Regions from separate parts of the Homo sapiens genome. Here region 1 is linked to region 2. The links are chromatin loops, found by intact Hi-C in ENCODE. Cell type or tissue: PC-3. All regions are shown on one strand.

What was found. A loop is a pair of places that touch in the nucleus more often than their neighbours do. Peaks named below come from ENCODE experiments on the same cell type or tissue, not always from the same donor. Only the 100,000 strongest peaks of a DNase experiment are listed, where the experiment ranks them.
Region 1: it touches region 2 in a loop (2.1-fold over the local background); 1 of 110 quality-filtered maps calls a loop at or near these places.

What each region holds. Positions count from the first base shown.
Region 1 is chr7:16,350,439-16,358,438 of GRCh38, forward strand. The region is part of intron 3 of CRPPA (CDP-L-ribitol pyrophosphorylase A); the gene reads right to left. Among named protein-coding and RNA genes, the nearest start is that of CRPPA, 67 kb to the right of the region's middle. In PC-3, no CTCF peak of the experiment used is centred here; no DNase peak of the experiment used is centred here; H3K27ac peaks cover 405 bases.
Region 2 is chr7:16,491,024-16,499,023 of GRCh38, forward strand. No RefSeq gene overlaps it. Among named protein-coding and RNA genes, the nearest start is that of SOSTDC1, 29 kb to the left of the region's middle. In PC-3, no CTCF peak of the experiment used is centred here; no DNase peak of the experiment used is centred here; H3K27ac peaks cover 1,566 bases.

The DNA of each region.
Region 1 (8,000 bases), 140 kb before region 2:
TTAAGGACTACAAATATTAAAAAATATAAATTTTGACATCAAAAACATAAAACATAAAAGGGAACTAAAAGTGTAGTTTGGGTATGCAATCAAAATTATCAACTTAAAATAGCCTGTTATAAGATGCTTTATGTAAGCCTCAAGGTAACAACAAAAGCCTATCATAGATATACAAATGATTTTTTAAAAAGTGATCCAAAGCATACTACTACAGAAAACCATCAAACCACAAATGAAGCAAGCAAGAGAGAAAGGAACCAAGGACCTGTAAAACAACCAAAAACCAATTGACAGAATGGCACTAGTAAGTCCTTACCTATCAATAATTACTTTGAAGCTAAATGCACTGAATGATCTAATCACAAGGCGTAGAGTGTGGCTTAATGGATAAAAGATCCAACTATATGCTATGAGAGACTCATTTCATCTTAAAGAACACTCAGACTGAAAGTGAAGGGATGAAAAAATACATTCCATGCAAATGGAAACCAAAAGAGAACAAGAATAGCTGTACTATTTTCAGAAAACAGACATTAGGCCAAAAACTGTAAAAACAGACAAAGACGACAATTACATAGTGATAAAGGGGACAATTCATCAAAAAGGATATAACAATTTTAAATATATAGGCACCCAATATCAGAGCATCTAAATATATAAAGCAAACACTAAGAGATATGAAAGGAAATGAATTGTAACACAGTAACAGATTTCAATACCAGAAATCTGGTATTTAATAAATGGTACTGGGAAAACCGGCTACCCATATGCTGAAAAACTGAAACTTAAGCCCTTCTTTAAACCTTACACAAAAATTAACTCAAGATGGATTAAAGATTTAAACCTAGGTCCTCAAACCATAAAAACCCTAGAGGAAAACCTAGGTAATACCATTCAGGACATACGCATGGGCAAAGACTTCATGACTAAAACACCAAAAGCAATGGCAACAAAAGCCAGACTTCACAAATGGGATCTAATTAAACTAAAGAGCTTCTGCACAGCAAAAGAAATTATCATCAGAGTGAACAGGCAACCTACAGAATGGGAGAACATATTTACAATCTATCCATCTGACAAAGGTCAAATATCCAGAATATACAAGGAACTTAAGCAAATTTACATGAAAAAAAAACAAACAAACAACCCCATCAAACAGTGGGTAAGGATATGAACAGACACTTCTCAAAAGACGACATTTATGCGGCCAAACATATGAAAAAAAGCTCATCATCACTGGTCATTAGAGAAATACAAATCAAAACCACAATGAGATACCATCTCATGCCAGTTAGAATGGCGATCATTAAAAAGTCAGGAAACAACAGATGCTGGAGAGGATGTGGAGAAAGAAGAAAGCTTTTACATTGTTGGAGGGTGTGTAAATTAGTTCAACCATTGTGGAAGACAGTGTGGCAACTCCTCAAGAATCTAGAACCAGAAATACCATTTGACCCAACAATCCCATTACTGGATATACACTCAAAGGATTACAAATCATTCTACAATAAAGACACATGCATACGTATGTTTATTGCAGCACTATTTACAATAGCAGAGACTTGGAACCAACCCAAATGCCCATCAATGATAGACTGGATAAAGAAAATGTGGCACATATACACCATGGAATACTATGAAGCCATAAAAAAGGATGAGTTCATGTCCTTTGCAGGGACATGAATGAAACTGGAAACCATCATTCTCAGCAAACTGACACAGGAATAGAAAACCAAACACCACATGTTCTCAATCATAAGTGGGAGTTGAACAATGAGAACACATGGACACAGGGGAGGGGAACATGACACACCATGGCCTGTTGGAGGGGTGGGGAGCAAGGGGAGGGAGAACATTAGGACAAAAAACTTAGATGGCGGGTTGATAGGTGCAGCAAACCACCATGGCATATGTATACCTATGTAACAAACCTGCACATTCTGCATATGATCCCAGAACTTAAAAATAAATACAACAAAAAATTTAAAAAAAAAATAAATGTGCAAAGGACCTGAATAGACATTTTTCAAAAGACATACAAAGGTCCAGATATATTTGAAAAGAAAAATGCTCAACATCTTTAAATAGAGAAATGCAAATTCAAACCATAATGAGATATCATCTCACAACTGTTACATTTCATTTGATAACAGCCAATCTAAGAAGTATTGGTGAGGATGTGGCAAAAAGGGAACCCTTGTACTTTGTTGGTAATATTGTAAGTTAGTACAGCCACTTTGGAAAACAGTATGAAGTTTCCTCAAAAAATAGAATTATTATATGATCCAGCAATCCCACTTCTGGGTATATATCCAAAGAAATTGAAATCGATTAATATGTCAGAGATGTCTGTACTCCCAAATTCACTGCAGGACGTCACATTAGCCAAGATATGGAAACAACTTAAGCGACCAAAGGTCACAAGGATTTAAGTAACATGGCACACACACACACACACACACACACACACACACACACACACACACATTGGAGTACTATTTCAGCCTGCAAAAGACAGGAAATTGTCATTAGCAAGAATACGGATGAACCTAGAAGACATTTTGCTAAGTAAAATAAGACAGGGACAGAGACAAATGCTGTATGATCTCACTTATATTTGTAATCTTAAACAGTTGGCCAGGCGTGGTGGCTCACACCTGTAATCCCAGCACTTTGGAAGGCCAAGCAGAGAGAATTGCTTGAGCCCAGGAGTTCGAGACCAGTCTGGACAATATAGGGAGACCCTGTTTAAACTAAAAAATACAATTAGCCAGGCATGGTGGCACTGCCTGTGGTCCGAGTTACTCAGGAGGCTGAGGTGAGAAAATTGCTTGAGCCCAGGAGTAGAGGGTGCAGTGAGCTATGACTGAGCCACTGTACTCCAGCCTGGGTGGCAGAGCAAAGCCCTGTCTCTAAACATTAAGTAAAAATAAAAACAAAAGTCAAATTCATGGAAGCAGAGAAAAGAATGGTGGTTACCAGAGGCTGGAAGGGTGAGATGTTGGTCAAAGGGTATAAAGTTTGCTAGACAAGAGGAAGAACTTCTGGTGATCTATTGCATAGCATGATGACGATGGTTAATAATACATTGAATATTAACAAACAGTTTAAATTTTAATTTAATTTGTTGGCAGGGTGTGGTGGCTCACGCCTGTAATCCTAGCAATTTGGGAGGCCAAGGCGGGTGGATCACCTGAGGTCAGGAGTTTGAGACCAGCCTGACCAACATGGTGAAACCCTGTCTCTACTAAAAATACAAAATTTAACCAGGCGTGGTGACACGTGCCTGTAATCCCAGCTACTCAGGAGGCTGAGGCAGGAGAATCACTTGAACCCGGGAGGCACAGGTTGCAGTGAGCTGAGATCACACCACTGCACTCCAGCCTGGATGACAAAGTGAGACTCCATCTCACAAAAAAAAAAATAAAAAAGAATTTAATTTGTCCTCACTACCAATAATTCAGGTGATGGGTATAGTAATTAGCCTGATTTCATCATTCCACAATGAATACACACATCAAAACATCACATTGTACCACATATATATATACAATTATCAAAAAAATAACCAAACTTATAAAAGGAATCAAGCAGCTATACCATAAAAAATTGTTTTACTATTTATCATTTAAACCTGATAGAAAAAAAAATTGAGTTCAGTTTTTAAAATGTCCTACTGAAAATAACACTGTCAGGTCACATTGTAAGGACACAATTTGATTGTGACAATATTCTCTTGGAAACAAATGATGGCAAGAATGTTCCTTTTATCAAAAATAATTTAATTATTTTATCTGTATTAATAAAGCCATAATAAAAACTGGTTTATTGAAAATGCAACATTCAATATGTAGCTCACTTTTATCACGTTATTCTGCTTTGTATTAGCACCAGAACATGATACAACATGATTTGTAATACGGTTGAAAACAAAGGGCATTTATGCACTCCACAATCAGAATCAGGTATGCAGTAAGTAGACTAGCCTACTTCTAATAAAAGAAAAGTCTGACTTTCTAAAACTCTTAATTCCATTTAATATTTTGTGGTAGGGAACACACAGACTGCACAAAATGATGTAAACTAATCAGCCTAATGAGGCTTTGGACACTAAAAAAATTTTAACTTACAAAGAAACTTGAGATTACTTTAGAAGAGAAAAATAGGAGTTCATTTTAGCTCTTCTGAGCAATGATGGACATAAAATTTTTCCTTGCAGTTTTTATTATTATTATTATTACCCCAAAGACAACTGTGGCTAAGAAAAGGGTGTGTTTCCAAGAAAGGAATTTAGTGTCATTAAACACATATACTTAATGGGAGGTTTCCTGAACCTCCTCACTGAAATGCAGCCATCAGAAAATAATAGAGTTAGTCATCTTTTTTAATATATATTTCAAATACATTTATTCCCCTAAGGCATGTATGTAAAAAACATATTAAACGTTAAAACTAAACAGCAAAGTTAAACCAGAAAGATGAAAACCACACAAATAAAGGTAGACAATATGCTATAAAAATGTACAGCCAAATATACTCCCAACTAATCAGCAAGAAAATATTCTTTAACCTTTTCATATTAAGTAACCAAACCTAATCAAAAAGATATTTACATGAGTAACTGTATCTTTTATAAGCAAGTATCAAAATGTATCAAAATAAAGCATGTCCATGTCGTAAGAATCAACTTCAAGAAACCTAACAGGTATTGTAATCCGACTAACTTATCTTGTTTTTGCCATTTAATATATATTAACCTCATGTAACTACCTTCTTAACTAAAAATGGGAATATCACTTACCAATCACTATTGCTTCTACTGAGTGGATACTCAATGAACTAGTTTCCCTTTCCCTTGGCATAAATCAAGAATATCTCTTTAAAAGCAACTGTTTCTTCTCCATCATAATTTAAGACATCATTACAGTGATTGACCCGGCAAATGTCTTCACCGCTACAACTCATCATGTACTTTAACTGCATCATTCCATCAGTACAGTCTGTTCTGGTTGTTCATATCTCATGCCTATTGCGCTCATGTAACCAAATGACCATTGGATGTCTTTTCAGTCTCTACTCGATGCTTTCTGGATAATCATTACTTTACCCAGCCCTTTACTTGTTTCTCAAAGTCAGAGTTAGAAAGTGTTTTAGTCCAAACTCCTCAGTTACAGGTATGGAAGTAGTCCCAAAGAAATTAAAGTCTGTGACCATTACTGCTTAAGACCACTTAGCTAGAAACAAAAGGTAGCCATGTTGGACTCCCAACATCCTCATTTGTTCTGGCATCTACCAACACTGACTGATAGAACAGGCTTGAACTAGAGTGGTTTGGGTGTTGAGATAGCAGGGTGGCAAGGCAGGTTATCCTAGCAAAGGGGCCGCCCACCAGCACAGTGACTTGAGTAGGCATCTGCTGATGGTTCTCATTCATTATTACAGTATAAAGATCTGTGTTCACTGATTACCCCATATCACTGCAAGCTCTTCACTACTGTAAGTAATTGTAAAAGATCAGATGATTTGATCGGTGATAGTAGTGACAATACCTTTTTACTAGTTTGACAACTTACATGCCCTAGCTAAGCTAAGTAACGAAGCATAAGTGGAACTGGAAAAAAAAAAATTACAGAGAAAAATTCTAGAATGCTTTCAAATTTATCCCAAAATCATGAAAAAAAAATGTATGTTTATAAACTTATCTAAAAGTATCTACATAGAAATACTTTACTAGGCACTGAACAAGTTAAGCCAAACAATAAAATTATTAACATGTAAGTTGTGTTAATTTTTCTATCTCTACATACTTCCTTCTCAACAACCCAGCAAGGAAGGTACTACCTTCTTTCTTGGGTAAAATACCACAACTCAGAAATATAGCACATCAACAACAATAAATAAACTCAAAGCTGTCTGATTCCACATTTCCTGCTCTTATAATGACTGTGGTGTATTAAAGATAGCCACAAATGCTCTTGGAGGTGGGGGAGTATCTGGTTTTCCTCTTTTTAAACACAGGCTGGCCTCTGACTGCTCTGCTTTATGTGGTACAAAAGCAGTGATGATGTCTGTCTGAGGTCCGGCTCAGGCTATAAGGAGACAGGCAGCTTCTACTTTGTTCTCTTTGAACGCTGCATAAAGTTCCCCAATTCATTTTTCAACCTGCTGTTAATCACAGCCAATAGAGACTACATTTCATATTCAGGATATTTTTCAGTTCTGGGATTGCCATTTTTTACCCTTTCCACATCTGTCTTAAATTTCCTCATACATTATCTCAACCTTTTCCTGTAGATTCATCATAGTTATTTTAAACTACTCTGCCATTTCCAACATCTGGGTCCTTTTCTATTGACCTATTTTCTTAACATGAGTCACAATATTTAGTAAGTTTTAACTACATACTGAGCACTGTAAATGATGTTTTACATTTAGAGATTCTGTTAACTTTCTCTGAAGGATGTTGAGTGTGTCCTGAGAAGTGGTCTTCACTCCTAAAATGTGGTTCTCTGGGATATCAATGAAAAGCCAAAGATGTTTATCAAACTCCTATTAATATAGCAGGATTTGAACTCCAAACTGTTTCTCCTCCACCTCAGCAACTGCTGAAGTATCTGTTTTTCTCTTTCCATCTTCCTATGGGAGCTGGATGCTTTCCCATGGGTCCCTCAGGATATCGCCCCCTGTGTACACAGTTCAGGAGTCAGCAAAGCCTTTAGGGGATATTTATTTATTTATTTATTTATTTATTTATTTTTGAGACAGAGTCTCGCTCTACCACCCAGGCTAGAGTGCAGAGGCACAATCTCTGCTCACTGCAACCGCCAACTCTCGGGTTTAGGAGATTCTCATGCCTCAGCCTCCCAAGTAGCTGGAATTACAGGTGCATACCACCATGCCTGGCTAATTTTTGTAGTTTTAGTGGATACAGGATTTTACCATGTTGGCCAATCTGGTCTCAAACTCCTGACCCTCAAGTGATCTGCCCTTCTTGGCCTCCCAAAGTGCTGGTATTACAGGCATGAGCCACCATCCCTGGTCAGCTTTAGGTGATTTTATAGATGTGTGCAGCCGCCCTCCTCTGTGGCTCCACTATTCTAGGATATCCCCCTCAATTCCCCGCTACCTTGGCAGCTGCAAGCTCCTACTTCACAGGACAAAAAGATAGTAGCTGTCTGCCTTGTCACTACAGGAACTGGGAAATGACCTCAGGAGAAAAGCTATCATTCAGCATTCAGTCAAGAGTCATAAACGCCACAATAATCTCAACAGGAAAGATTTCATATAAGGTGTTAACTATGGTAGTTTTATTACTAAGAAGGAATAAGACAGAACTCAGAGATACCCGAAGTCTGAGGGGGAGTACCCAATGAAGGAACATACCCTCTCCATATCTGAGCTGCAGCCCACCGGATGGCAGGGAAGTTTCATGGCTTGAGGTGGGCCAGAGTTGGTGCGTGGTCAGCAGGCCAAGGCTGTGTCAGAAACCGCAAATGCCTGGCAACCTGGGAGTCCCCGAATGGATGGCCAAGGAGCCTGAGGCTGAACACAGAATGACAGACTGGCCTGACAAGCTGGAAGTATACTGCTGGGGTACCAGCAAAATGAGGCTGGCAGGCACAGAGCCATAGGCCAGGACTGGCATGCAGGAAAATCTCCATGAGGGTTTACACAGGCAGAAGCTGGCAGGCAGAGAACAGCAGGCCAGACTGGCAGAGAAAACCTGCTAGAGAGTAAACACCACCGAGTGCCACACACATGGCCATGGCAGCTGTGGAGCCAGCAGGGATGGAAACATGCCAGAATCAGGAACAGAAGCCCCCTCCTCCCACAGCATCCCTTTGGCACCCTCCAGTGATGAAGCTTAAAAGATGTCTTAAGCAAGGGAGATGTTTACAGGGTCCAGCAGACAATGACGGGTGGATTTGGAGCTGGGAAGCGATTAAGTGGTACAATATATAAAGGTAGCTCTTACCCAGTACAATTACCTTTCACGGGCT
Region 2 (8,000 bases):
TTTTGTCCCTAAAGACATTCTATCGTGGGAATTTAATGGTTTAGAATGAAGGTTTAGCTGTATGCAACGCAAAACCAGAATCACAGTGACTTGTTTAAGGTTAATTTTTATTCTCTTGACTTGAGTAACACAATCTGAATTGCAGACATCACTTGTGCTAACATATCGTTGGACTTAAAATTTAGTCACATTAAAAAAAAATAATCTAGCCCCACAGCCACAGCTAGCTGTAAGAATGTCTGGAAAATGTAGTCTTTGTTCTGGGCCACCATGAACCCAGCTGAATATTTTACTGCTAAGGACAAAGGGAAGAATGAGTGAACTCTGCCCCAGGCTGTGCTCAATAACCTCATGATTCAGTCCAGAAAAGAATCCTAACAACCACTTCTCTAGTGGAAGCTTCTTGCTTTTTTCCTTAAAATAGTTGATCTAATCCTTTTATAATGCTTCTCAAAATTGAATTGAAAACGCAAGTAACTCAAAATGGGAAATCAAGTTTTGTGAAGTTTCTTTACTTGAATCTATTAGCTATCATGACTTGGTCCAACATATTCATTAGAATGGTCCAAAAGTCATCATTCAAATAAATATTTATTGAGCAATAAGTTGCTTACATGAATTCTGAAAAACATATCCAAAAAAAGTAACAAGACTCTCAATATTCATTTATCTATACATATAATTTCATCCAAATCATCTGAATCAATAAATATTAAGGAAGAAATAGAAGCCAATTTACCAATGTTATTTCTATCATGAAAATAATTATGTATTTCTGACTTGTGTAATTTAAATTTTCTTATAAGATTCAGAATGTAAGGCCTTTACTTTTACAAACAAAAATAAAACAAAAAAGATAGATGAATATACGAACAATCTTATAGCCAGGAAATTTTTCACGTAAGTCATTTGGATAACGTCTGATAAAGTGAAACATGTTTTTCGTGAGAATAAACCTGTCTTTAAAGATAGAGAACAATAAGAATAATACAAAGTTAAAATAGAATAAAAAAAGAGTTTGAAATGAACTTCAGAAATTCATAACACACTGTCTATCATAGGGAATTTATACATTCGCCCCCAGTTATTTGAGGAAAGGCCTTTCTTGATATTGTTGGATCCATCAGTGTGCGTTGAAGGTGAATATTGATGATAGGTCACAAGAAAAGGTTCTCAGGAACTGAGTGACAAAGTATAGCTCTCTACCAAATTCACTTTATGGGATAACGTAGACGGCTTAAGCTTTTGTGAATTTTGCCGATAGGCATTTTAAAATTCTGGATCATGATAATACAACACGCTGTATCAGATGACTTTCATCCTGAGGCTCTTTATGCCTAACAGGACAACGACAAATTAATATACAGTATATATTTCTTCCACGTAGTCTCACGAAGCCTGTACATATTTCTTTAAGCAGAATAAATATGTGCATTTTCGGACACTAGCATTTACTTTTTGGGCAAGACATATTCAGACAGTAAATATATGCCTTTCTTGGTTAAAAATGAAATCTTCCAAGGCATACCCCAACCAGATTGTGCTGAATGTGATAATTTGCACACTGAGTGTATCCGCCCCCATTCCTTACTGCCCATTTGCATATAACATTTACTGACCCATGAGCACAGCATTCCAGTAAACCCACAATGTATGGGAGTTCAGTGAGGCTCAAAGTACAAAGTAAACGTGTAATGTCTGTTACTCAGTAAGTAGGATGGCAGTGGGGGGAAGCTGACACTTTGCTTTTTAAACCCGAAGTTACTTCCAACAGAGAAAACAATACCATGTCTTTCTAAGAAACACTAACAATCATATCATATCTTTTCTTCCTGTGTTACCAACCACTTACACTGAAAATGATGACACAGAAGGAAATGGAAAGACTGGGCAAGTCTAGCTACTTTTCTTTGTAGTTCTTCCTTTCTCACCAGTATGCCAAAGGCAGAGAGTGTTGGCAGAATGAGCATATATATCAAGAAGTGAAATGAAAGCAGTTAGGTTAGTTTTGTACAGTGTTTACACTCTCCTTGTAAGAACAAAATGCATACGCACATACAAGCTATAATCTATGAATTGTGGTAATTTCTGTAATTCTGTATGTAATTAAATGTTTTTATATTTCCATTTAAAACTGACATATCATCTTTAAAACTGATATAAAGAAAAATGATAAAATTCATACTCGAATTTTTTAATTTAAAAATTCATAAATTTAAAATTTTTCTTTACTTAGAACAACATGAAATGGCAAGAAAAAACACTCGTGAAAAGTTGAGAAAGGCTGCAGAAGAAAGGAAAGAGCTTTATATTTTAGTACCTTCAATGGAAGTATTCTACTTGAACAAGTGGACTCATATTTTCATTTTGCACTGGGCCCCACAGTGTATGTAGTTCTTGTGTGGGCTCCACTGTCTCTGTCACTGCAGCCTCTACAATATGACTTAGGCATTGTCCTTTTTATGTCATTGCTAAGTCTGACTCTCTGTCCCTCCTACCCCTAGGATTTATAAGTCACCTGGTTCCTTTGACAAATTCTTTTTCTGCTTAATCTAGCTGGGGTGGGTTCTATTTTTTGCAGTTAAGCACACCGATTGATAATAAAAATAACTAAAATTTATAGATTATTACTGTATGATAGTACATATTCCCATAATGGTGAAGTATACACTATTATCTATAATTTACAGACAAGAAAACCTAGGGTTAAAATCAAATAAATTGTCTGAGTTGAATAGCTAATGCATTCAGGGCCAGGATTCAAACCCAAGAAATCTAACTCCAACTCCGTGTGGAGCCGTGTTTATGTTAATGTTTGTCCTCCTAAACATTGTTGATCCCTATGGCAAGAATTTTACTAAGTTCTAAATAGGCACAGTGCCACCTAAACAAATAGCCATTGTTACAATCCGAGACAGTAAATGTTTAAGTATTGTTGCTGAAAACATAATTCTTAGGGAAGATCCAATAAACTGCCTTTTCTGAGAACCACTTTGGTGGTGATAGAGAATGTTCAATGGCTTTTACATTTCGGGGAGTTGCTGTCCCTGGGTTTCATTTCCCTGGATTTTACCTTTCTGAATTTTACAAGATTTTGCCAGCACATGATAACATTGATTAGAAAAGGCAGACAAAGTGAGAAAGTTAGATAGCTTGAAACAGGAATAATCACCTTTTTTTTTTCTGTTTATCAGAGGTGCTAAAATAGCTTTCCCAACAAGTCTTTTTCATGCTGCTTATGCTATGGTTGCCCTATGGAAGTTCACATAGATATCCTGGCAGGATAAAAATTTTGCAATTACAACTGATTCTTGAGAGTTCTTCCCAAATAAATGAGGGACCATAAAGGTTGAGATTGATGGAATGTGGGAGCTTGAACAATACTTACCTGTACATCATTTTGCCATGAGTCCCTCAGTCTGTGAAAATTAAATCATTCTGACTTAGGGACGCATGTCATTTTAGTTTTTAATGTTTTCAAATTTTGCTGATAAAAGGTAACAGAGACACGGTACTTTTTTAAAAGCATGCAATTTACTATTTTTTTAAAAAAAAAGTTATGTAGGCTAAACTGTGTGCAAGTTAAAACATTACAACCATAAAGGTGAGGATCACAGGACAAATATTTCTCTACCAGCTATGAGTGGGATGCTGCCTTTGTGATTTATTCTAAAATAACAAAACAGTCTGAAACAATGAAGTGTTTCTCTACGCTTCATGAATATATATTAATTCAGTTCATGACAGAACAAGTCATTGGCTGCCTCTGCCAAACAGCCAAGAGGGAATGATTGATTATTTTATGCAGAACCTCACAGGGTCTAAAGGTACTTGAAATCTGTGGTAGACGAAATGCAAAATACTGCCAAAAAATGAATGTAACTCTTGAATATTATCACAATATTTATATTGATGACCAGAAGTACTTGAGAATTAATAATCACAAACTCCCCAAATCTACTACAGATATCCATATAAAAACTATGTTTTCATTACTTCCTTAAACAAAACTATTATTGCCTTTAAAGTATATACACACTAGAAAATAGATTTGATTAGCTTCAGTTGCTCACTTCATACACGCTAGTGGTTTACTGTTTTCATGAGAAAATGTTTTTACCATAAGCTAATATGAGCAAACAGCTTATTTTGTTTACAGTCAAATATGGAAAATGGCCCTTCCCAAAAAGTAAATTGACTTAACGTTTTTATTTACTTAGAATCTGAAATCATATCTTTGTGTAATTAGGTAACCATTTATTACTAAACTCATTTTTCAAATTTCTGGCTACTTAAAATTATTTTAGGGGAATGAGATTGCTGACACTTGCCTCTATCCACAAATATATTGTCTTATTTTGGCCCCTAAACATAGATCTCATGATACGAAATGAGATTTATTTAAAGGGCATTCACAGGAAGCAGGAGTGGAGGACCGGGGAGGTTAAGAAGGCAACAGGCCAGCACAGGCATGCACTATGGCAGTGGCTGCTGTAGGCAGCAGGGGTGAGGCTGCTAGAACCTCTGAGAAACAGCATGCCCACACTCTCTACTTGAGGAACAGCTACTGTCCTCCCTCAGTGCATGCAGGGTTCCCTGGGCACAATTACTCCCTCACACTGCAGGGCTGATGAGGCCCCTATGCCTTCAGAAAAAGCTCTGGCTAGTAGTGCCAGTAAAATACAAAACCAGATTCAATTCGGATTTTATGTTTATTTTATTTTTTTGGAGACGGAGTCTCACTCTGTCACCCAGGCTGGAGTGCAGTGGTGCGATCTCAGCTCACCGCAACCTCTGTCTCCCGGGTTCAAGCAATTCTCCTGCCTCAGCCTCCCAAGTAGCTGGGACTACAGGCGTGCACCACCACCTGGCTAATTTTTGAATTTTTAATAGAGATGGGGTTTTGCCATGTTGGCCAGGCTGGTCTAGAACTCCCGCCTCGGCCTCCCAAAGTGCTGGGATTACCGGCATGAGCCACCATGCCTGGCCTGAATTAGGATTTTAGATAGCACTCCTGGCACGTGCTTGAGGCGGGGTGCTGTCAGCATGAGTTCGAGCTTGCCCAGACCTTGCTGCCCCTGTTGTAGCTAAAATCAGAGGTGGCCTGAAGGGAGGTGAAGCAGGGAACCAAAAGCATCTGCTGCCCATGGGTATTCTTTATTTTAAATAAAGAATAAATCTACCACCTACACCAGTCAGAACACCACACATATTCATCCTTATGCATCTTCATTTTTCTAGTCAGCACTTCTATTGTTAGTAATAGTTCTCCACACAATCTCCTCATAATAATCTTTTCATTTGATTCTGTATAGTGCCAGCTTTGCTTAAGCAAATTATATCACAGGTTACTTACCTTTTGAATTCTCTCAAGTCCTCATAGGTTTGTTTGTGCTATTTTCTTGTCACGCTGTGATCACAGATGCTTCATGCACTACCAGAGTATGTTAGTCCAGGCCCTCTAAGAAGCAGGTTCCAAGACAGGACTAGCTGTGCAAGAGATTTATTAAGGCAATGTATTAGTCCATTTTCATACTGCTATGAAGAAATACCCAAGACTGGGTAATTTATAAGGAAAAAGAAGTTTAATGCACTCACAGTTCCACATGGCTGGGGAAGCCTCACAATCATGGCAGAAGGTGAAGTAGGAGCAAAGGCACATTTTACAGGGTGGCAGGCAAGAAACCATGTGCAGGGGAACTGCCCTTTATAAAACCATCAGATCTCATGAGACTTACTCACTAGCACAAGAACACCATGGGAAAAACCCACCCCCATGATTCAGTTGCCTTCCACTGGGTCCTTCCCATGACCTGTGGGGCTCATGGAACTACAATTCAAGATGAGCTTTGGATGGAGACACAGCCAAACTATATCAGACAACATCTCCTCCTTTGTGGAGGGGATGGGAAGGGGCAGGGGAGTGGGGACTGGTCAAACCAGGATGCAGCCTGATCACAGGTAAATGAGAGAGGAAAGGAAAAGGGAGGGTAGAAGTGTCATTTTTATTGTTGTTTTAGTTTAAAATATTTAATTGACAAATAAAAATTATATATATTCAAGGTGTGCAACATGATGATTTGATATGTATACACATTATATAATGATTGCTACAGTCAAATTAATTAACATTTCTGTTACCACCTATAGTTACCATTTGTGTGTGTGTGTGTGTGTGTAGAGAACACTTAAAATCTACTCTTATCACATTTCAAGTACACAATACAGTATTATTAGATATAGTCACTGTGCTGTACGCTAGATCTCCAGAACTTGTTCATCTGAGAGATGAGCAGAGCCATGGGGGAATCCACCTTCGCAGGAGTCCAGCAGCCTGCAGGAACTGTGCTGGGTAAGTGACCCTACCACTCCATCACTGGCTAGGAACCACTTATGGGAAGCATGGCCTCCATGCAGACAGGTATGGAGTTCGTAGTACCACAGCTGGGCTCCTCGCAGTCCCAGATCTGTGAGGCTCACTTTCATGGCTGGCCACTAGACAAGAACTTTCACCAGGAGAGACAGAAAAACACGCCTGCTAAACATACACTCATTAATGGACCGAGTACCCTGTTTAGAGATAATTTTGAAAATGCTTAAGGCACATATTCATGAAATTTAAGCAACTATGATATCTGATTTGTAAAGATATTTTGGAGCAGGGAAATTTTATAACATTTTTTCAAATCACAGCTGCTTAGACATCAGCTTATTTCAACAGCTCCTTAGTTTTCTTGCAGTGAACTGATGAGATATAGTAACAGCTACTTCGTAGGGCCACTATAAGAATCATATGAAGATAATGCAGGTAAAGCTCTTAGCATAATGCTGCCAAATAGTAAAAGTTCAATTAATAATACCTATTATTGAACTACCATTAAAAACTAATATTAATATTAAGCTATTGTTGAACTACCATTAAGTTTAATCAATATTAGCTACTGTTGAACTACCATTAAAAACTAATGTTACATGTATCCATATAAAAATCACCTATTTTCTGTATGAATCCTGGCTCTGCATTCCTGAGGAAACACACATCTCCTTTCCCATTGCTAAAAAAAAAAAAAAAAAAAATACTGAAAGGAACAGGTCACCAAGTTTGATCTTTTTAGTTAAAATGACAGATCTCTGCAGTCATGAATGTGCAACTCTCAATCTATCAATTCTGTTTTGTCATCTGCTGCTGCCAAATAATTCACCCCTAAAACTTAGTGGCTTAAAACAACAAGCACTCATTATGTCTCAAGTTTCTGCTGGTCAAGAACTCTGAAAGGGCTCTTGTGTCAAGTTCTCACTTGGAGTCGCTCATGTAGGTGCAGTCAGACGTTAACTGGTCTTGCAGTCATCTGAAGGCTTGATTGGTTCAAGAAGCTCCATTTCAAGGGTGGCTCACTCATTAGGCTGGCAAGTTTATTGGAGGCCTCAGATGCTCTGCACAGAGCTGTTTGAGTGTCTTTTCAGCATGATTGCCAGCTTTCTCCAGAGCAAGTGATTTAAGAAACAAAGGTGAAAGTTGCAATGACTTATATGACCTAATGTCAGAAGAAACACACCATCACTTCCATTGTATTCTGCTAGTCACACAGAGTTAGCACACAAGGCTATGAATACTGGGAGGCAAAGATCATTGGGGCCATCTTGCATTTAATGTATATATTAATATATTCTACAGAATATAGATACATATAGTATCCAGAAGAAACTATGTTGTGATTATAAGAGTGCTGATTGCACTGGAGAATACAGACAAGAACCATCTTTCAACAGAGCTCAACTAAGCCTTAGTTTTTCACTTGTATACACAGGCAACTGCCACCTTGTGATCTGCCTTACTCTTTTAGGAAAGGTATAAAGCAAAGGCTAGAAATAGGCAGCTTTCAAGCAGAATTCAGCCTAAAGTCAGATTCAACTTGGCCTAATCAGTGCATTTAATGAGTAATGAATATGTAATCAAATGCCTTTAGAATAGTATTGGGTTCTTTACTTTGCCACCACCC